Regions from separate parts of the Homo sapiens genome. Here region 2 is linked to region 1. The links are chromatin loops, found by intact Hi-C in ENCODE. Cell type or tissue: upper lobe of right lung. All regions are shown on one strand.

The links. Peaks named below come from ENCODE experiments on the same cell type or tissue, not always from the same donor. Only the 100,000 strongest peaks of a DNase experiment are listed, where the experiment ranks them.
Region 2: it touches region 1 in a loop (2.7-fold over the local background); 13 of 110 quality-filtered maps call a loop at or near these places.

Annotation. Positions count from the first base shown.
Region 1 is chr17:18,973,455-18,975,954 of GRCh38, reverse strand. The region is part of intron 8 of SLC5A10 (solute carrier family 5 member 10); the gene reads right to left. All of the region lies in intron 5 of FAM83G (family with sequence similarity 83 member G), which reads left to right. Among named protein-coding and RNA genes, the nearest start is that of SLC5A10, 23 kb to the right of the region's middle. In upper lobe of right lung, no CTCF peak of the experiment used is centred here; no DNase peak of the experiment used is centred here.
Region 2 is chr17:19,018,453-19,020,952 of GRCh38, reverse strand. It overlaps SLC5A10 (solute carrier family 5 member 10), which reads right to left. Exons shown (of 15, transcript NM_001042450.4): 12 at 1,362-1,530; 13 at 1,025-1,240; 14 at 741-798; 15 at 1-628. The coding sequence ends at 522. GRAP (GRB2 related adaptor protein) reads left to right here. Exons shown (of 5, transcript NM_006613.4): 5 at 1-297. Among named protein-coding and RNA genes, the nearest start is that of FAM83G, 15 kb to the right of the region's middle. In upper lobe of right lung, no CTCF peak of the experiment used is centred here; a DNase peak (open chromatin) is centred at 1,292.

The DNA of each region.
Region 1 (2,500 bases):
GACCTCCCAAAGTGCTGGGATTACAAGCGTGAGCCACCGTGCCCAGCCCAAAAGAGTTACTTTTTAAACAGCTTTATTGAGATATTCACAGACCATATAATTCACCCAAAGTGTACACTGTTCCCATGGTTTTTAGTACGTTCACAAAGTTGTACGACCTATGACTCTGAAACGTAACTAGTTTTCCTTTGCGGTTCCACAGTTTAAGTCACCAGCTGCAACTCAGGAGCAGGAAGCCTCTATGATTTTTTTTTTCTTTGAGATGGAGTTTCACTCTTGTTGCCCAGGCTGGAGTGCAATGGCGCAATCTCGGGTCACCGCAACCTCTGCCTTCCAGGGTTCAAGGGATTCTCCTGCCTCAGCCTCCCAAGTAGCTGGGATTACAGGCATGAGCCACCACGCCCGGCTAATTTTTTTTTGTATTTTTAGTAGAGATGGGGTTTTACCATGTTGGTCAGGCTGGTCTTGAACTCCCGACTTCAGGTGATCTGCCCGCCTCGGCCTCCCAAAGTGCTGGGATTACAGGTGTGAGCCACCGCATCCGGCTGCCTCCGTGATTTTAACTTACTTTCCAAGCTTGCTAGTTTAACGGACGGCTCCCAGCATTTACCCCTAAGCTGTGGATGTCACGGAAACATTAATTACAGAGGCTAGGAATGCCTGCGGGCTGCAGCCTCCGAACGCAGGGCAAGCTGCTGTCCTTCCTGCTTCTCTGCCAGCTTGCTGTGACTTGGGAGAAGCCCTTGCCTCAGTTTGGGCCTCAGTTGCCCCATCTGGACAATGAGAGAGTTAGACGGTGGTTCTGTCTAGGTGCTTGGGAGAGAAGCATTTCCCTAAGACCCTGAATGTCTTTTTGCCATTGGTGGGATATTTGCCTCTATATTCCAATCTGTGCTCATGTCAGCTGGCCCTGGGACAGGTGCTGTCACCCCAAGTAGAGAAGCTGAGGCTCAGAGTTTCCATGAGCTGTGAGGCCTGCCAGTCCCCCTGAATAGGGCAGGGGCTTTCCCCACCCCTGACTGTCAGATAGCAAGGCTGGGCCCCCAACTCAGATGTCAGCAGGCCACTGCTCACCCCCACCTCCCAGCACTGGTGTCTAGTCCCAGCCAGGCGCTCTTCCCTGAGGAAGCCGGCACTCACTCCCTGAGTGGCCATTTCACCTTGGGCTCCTCATCTGCAAAATGAGGAGAGTTGTTGCAACGACTTAAGTGAGGCTGCTAGTGTAGCCGGCCAAGCCTGTCCCTGGCTCCTCAAGGGCCTCCGGTGAATGTGAGTTCTCTTTCTCAGGGAAGATGATGAGTGAGTTTTGGGGTGTGGCCATTGGAGTCAGCACGCTGCCCACGAAAGCTGTGGTTGCTGTTATGACTGAGGTGGCTGCTACTGACTAAGGGAGGGCACCCGGCCTGGAGCTGCGGCATCAGCAGGTGACAGAGCTGGCAGGACCCTGGGAGGCCTTCTGGTCTGTGCACTGCCCTGTTTCACAGACAGGGACACCAAGGCCCAGGGAGGGGCAGGGGCATAGCCCAGACGGGAGCCCAGACCAGGGCTCTGTCCACTGGACCCTTTGCCTCTTTGTTACTGGTTTTGTTTCTGGTTAGAAAAATGCCACCTACTTGTCATGGATGAGCCAGAAGATAGTGAACGGTCCATGCCTGTATCCCAGCACTTTGGGAGGCCAAGATGGGTGGATTACTTGAGGTCAGGAGTTCAAGACCAGCCTGGCCAACATGGTGAAACCCCATTTCTACTAAAAATACAAAAATTGGCTGGGCATGGTGGCTCATGCCTGTAATCCCAGCACTTTGGGAGGCCTAGGTGGGCGGATCACGAGGTCAGGAGTTCGAGACCAGCCTTGCCAACATGGTGAAACCCCGTCTCTATTAAAAATACAAAAATTAGCCGGGCATGATGGTACACGCTTGTAATCCCAACTACTTAGGAGGCTGAGGCAGGAGAATTGCTCAAACCCAGGAGGCGGAGGTTGCAGTGAGCTGAGATCACACCACTGCACTCCAGCCTGGGTGACAGAACAAGACTATGTCTCTGGGAAAAAAAAAAAAAAAAAAAAAACTTAAAAAAAAATACAAAAATTAGCCGAGTGTGGTGGCACATGCCTGTAGTCCCAGCTACCTGGGTGGCTGAGACAGGAGAATCACTTGAACCCAGGAGGCGGAGGTTGCAGTGAGCCGAGATGGTGCCACTGCACTCCAGCCTGAGCAACAGAGCAAGACTCCATCTTAAAAAAAAGCAAAACACCCCTATGGTCTCAACACACAGAACTGCTACCTCCCTTCTGACTAGACTGTGGCTATCTTTGAGGGCTACCCTGGCCACAGAGCAAAGTGGAGTCAGACCTCTAGGTGCCCCTAAAAGTCCCCAGTGTCAGTGAGAGCCACACAGAGACCAGGAACCTCAAGTAGGACTAGTGCCTGGGTTTCTGGACCGAGGCCCCGCATCCACCAGGCAGACCCAGCCCAAGGGGTAGAGGATGGGGAGGTAG
Region 2 (2,500 bases), 45 kb before region 1:
TTTGAACGCCAGGCTGATGGTTGAGGGATGGTGGGCAGGGAGGGAGGGCGAAGAGGCTCCCTCTGGCATTTGGGAGCCGGTGGGTGGAGGGAGGAGCCCTTGGAGGTGGCTGCAGTCCCTTAATGGGGGGCCTTGCTCTGGGCATGTGGGGCTCTTCCTCCATCCAGAGCTGGCCCAAGACCCTTAGAACCCTGAGTGCTGGCAAATCTCACTGCTCCTGACCCAGCCTGTGTATTCAAAACGAAAACAGTAAAACCAACATCAGGATGTCCGTCAGAAATCTAATTTTCCTTCCAATGCTGACTGCTTTGGTGCTGTTTTTGAAATGTCACATTATTTTCTCCCATTTCCCCCCTAATTTTTCAGGGCTCCCGCTTTGCTGGCTTGGCCAGTTCTTGGGCACCGAGCTGCTGTGCAGCTGTGAGGGGAATCTGCCCCTCTTGGGGCCTCGGGATCCCCATGAGGGAAATGGGTGGACCTGAGGACTCAGAGCTCCTGCCTTTCTGTCCAGGATGGCAGTGTCAGGCGAAGTAGGCATAAAAGAATATGTTGACACACATGAGGAGGATGGCATTGAAGCCACAGACACGGGCCCAGAAGGCGTGTTTCTGGGGTGTTTGGCCATCACCTGGAGGGGGTTGCAGAAGGAGAGGGACAGATGAAGGACACAAGGTTACACCTGGTGCCCTTGCCTCCAGGCCAGGGTCAAGGTGGAGGAGTGCCTAGGGTCATCCACTTACCTGCTTTAGTTCCCAAGGGCACATCCTGAGCCAGGGTCCACCAGGTAAGGTTCTCAATCTGTAAGAAATGAGTGAGGATAGGGTTGGGGGTGGGGGATGGCAGGGTGGGGGTGACCCAGACAGGATCAAAGGTTGGGGATGGCAAGATGGCAGCTGAGTTCAAAAAGGGACGGGGCTAGGTAGTCCAGGGCTAGAAAATTCTGAGTCAGAGTGGGTCGGGGATGAGAATGGGACCAGAGTAAGAAATTGTTAGGGGTCAGGGTCAGGGGTCAGGGCTGGCTCACCTGGACACTCTGTGGGGGTGGGGTCAGCAGGCTTCCAGCCACCACAACAGCACCACTGAGTGCAAAGAGGGCGACAGCGAAGTGCAGGTAGTGGATGCTCCCCAGGACGGCTGGCCGCGTGTCTGGCTCTCCGCACGGTGGGGCTGGGTTCAGGAATTCCAGGACCAGCCTCGTGGCCCCCACCACCAGCCCTGCTATCAGGCCCCAGAAGGCCCCCTGGGGAGGAGGGAGGCAGGGCATGTGGGGCTACGGGAGGAGGACCAAGGCTCCCCCCACAGGCAGCAGGGAAGAGCAAATTGTGGCACGTCCCCAGGGAGAGCAGACCGCCGACGCCCACCTGCTCGTTGGCACGTCGCCAGAAGACGCCCAGGACAAAGACTGCAGTCACTGGTGGGGCCAGGGAGCTGGTCACTGACTGCATGTAGATGAAGAGTTGCCCGCTGTTGGAGTCCTGCAGGACGGGGATCCAGGCCACACTCACGCCGATGAGTGCCACTATGACCAGCCTGCAGGCGAGTGGAAGGCAGGCAGCGGTCGTCGTGGGAGGCTCTTCAGCTCTCTCCCACCTCCCCTGGTCACTAAGACTTGCTCTCTAATCTTTCCCCTGCTACCCCAGCTCCAGCCTCCTCCCTGGACTCTGGTCCACACCACCAGTGACCTGGCCAGTCCTGCCCTGCTCCAAACCCTTTGGTGGCTCCCTGGATCCTGCAGGTGCAGCTCCTGACTCTAAGTGCTGTCTGCTCCTTCCCTGCCCTGGGGTCTCTGCGGAGCCAGCCCTTGGAGCTCCGCCATGGAGCTCCCTCTTGTCTCTCCTTCAAAGCACCTGTCCCAGTCACTACATGCACATTTACCTGGGTGTCTACTTGTTTACTGCCTGTCTTCCCCTCCCAATGGAAGCACCAGGAGAGCAGGAGCCTCATCTCTTTAGTTCATTGCTGTGTCTCCCAGCATATAGTAGGTGCTTACTAAGCATTTGGTGAGTGCATGAATGACCACTGCCCCCCGATCTGGGCCAGACTGACTTCCTGGTGGTTATTTGAAGACACTAGGATTTTTCACACTGGCCGGCATTTGTGGGAGCTGGGACCTCTGGCTGGCACATCCCCACCCCGACAGCCCTGTGCTGCACATCCTTCACAGGGCAACCTGCTTACTAAGGATGCAAAGTTTGGAGCCAGAGGTGTGGGTTGGGGTTAGAGCCCATACTCCCCAGCTGTGAAGCCGGAGCCCTGCTGGGCCAGCATGAGCCCGTCCCCTCCTGTCCCCTGCGTGTCAGCTCCTGCCTGCCTCTCCCTTAGGCCAAGAGCCCCTCTACAACAGGCACATGCTACACTTGTTCATCCAACAAACCACTGGTGAGGTGCTCACCTGCGTAGGACACTACCCTAGGATCCCCAACTCGGCGATGAGTGGGACCTGGTGCCTGCCCAGCACTCAGAGTCCAGCAAAGAAAACAGATGAGCCTCTTACCTACAC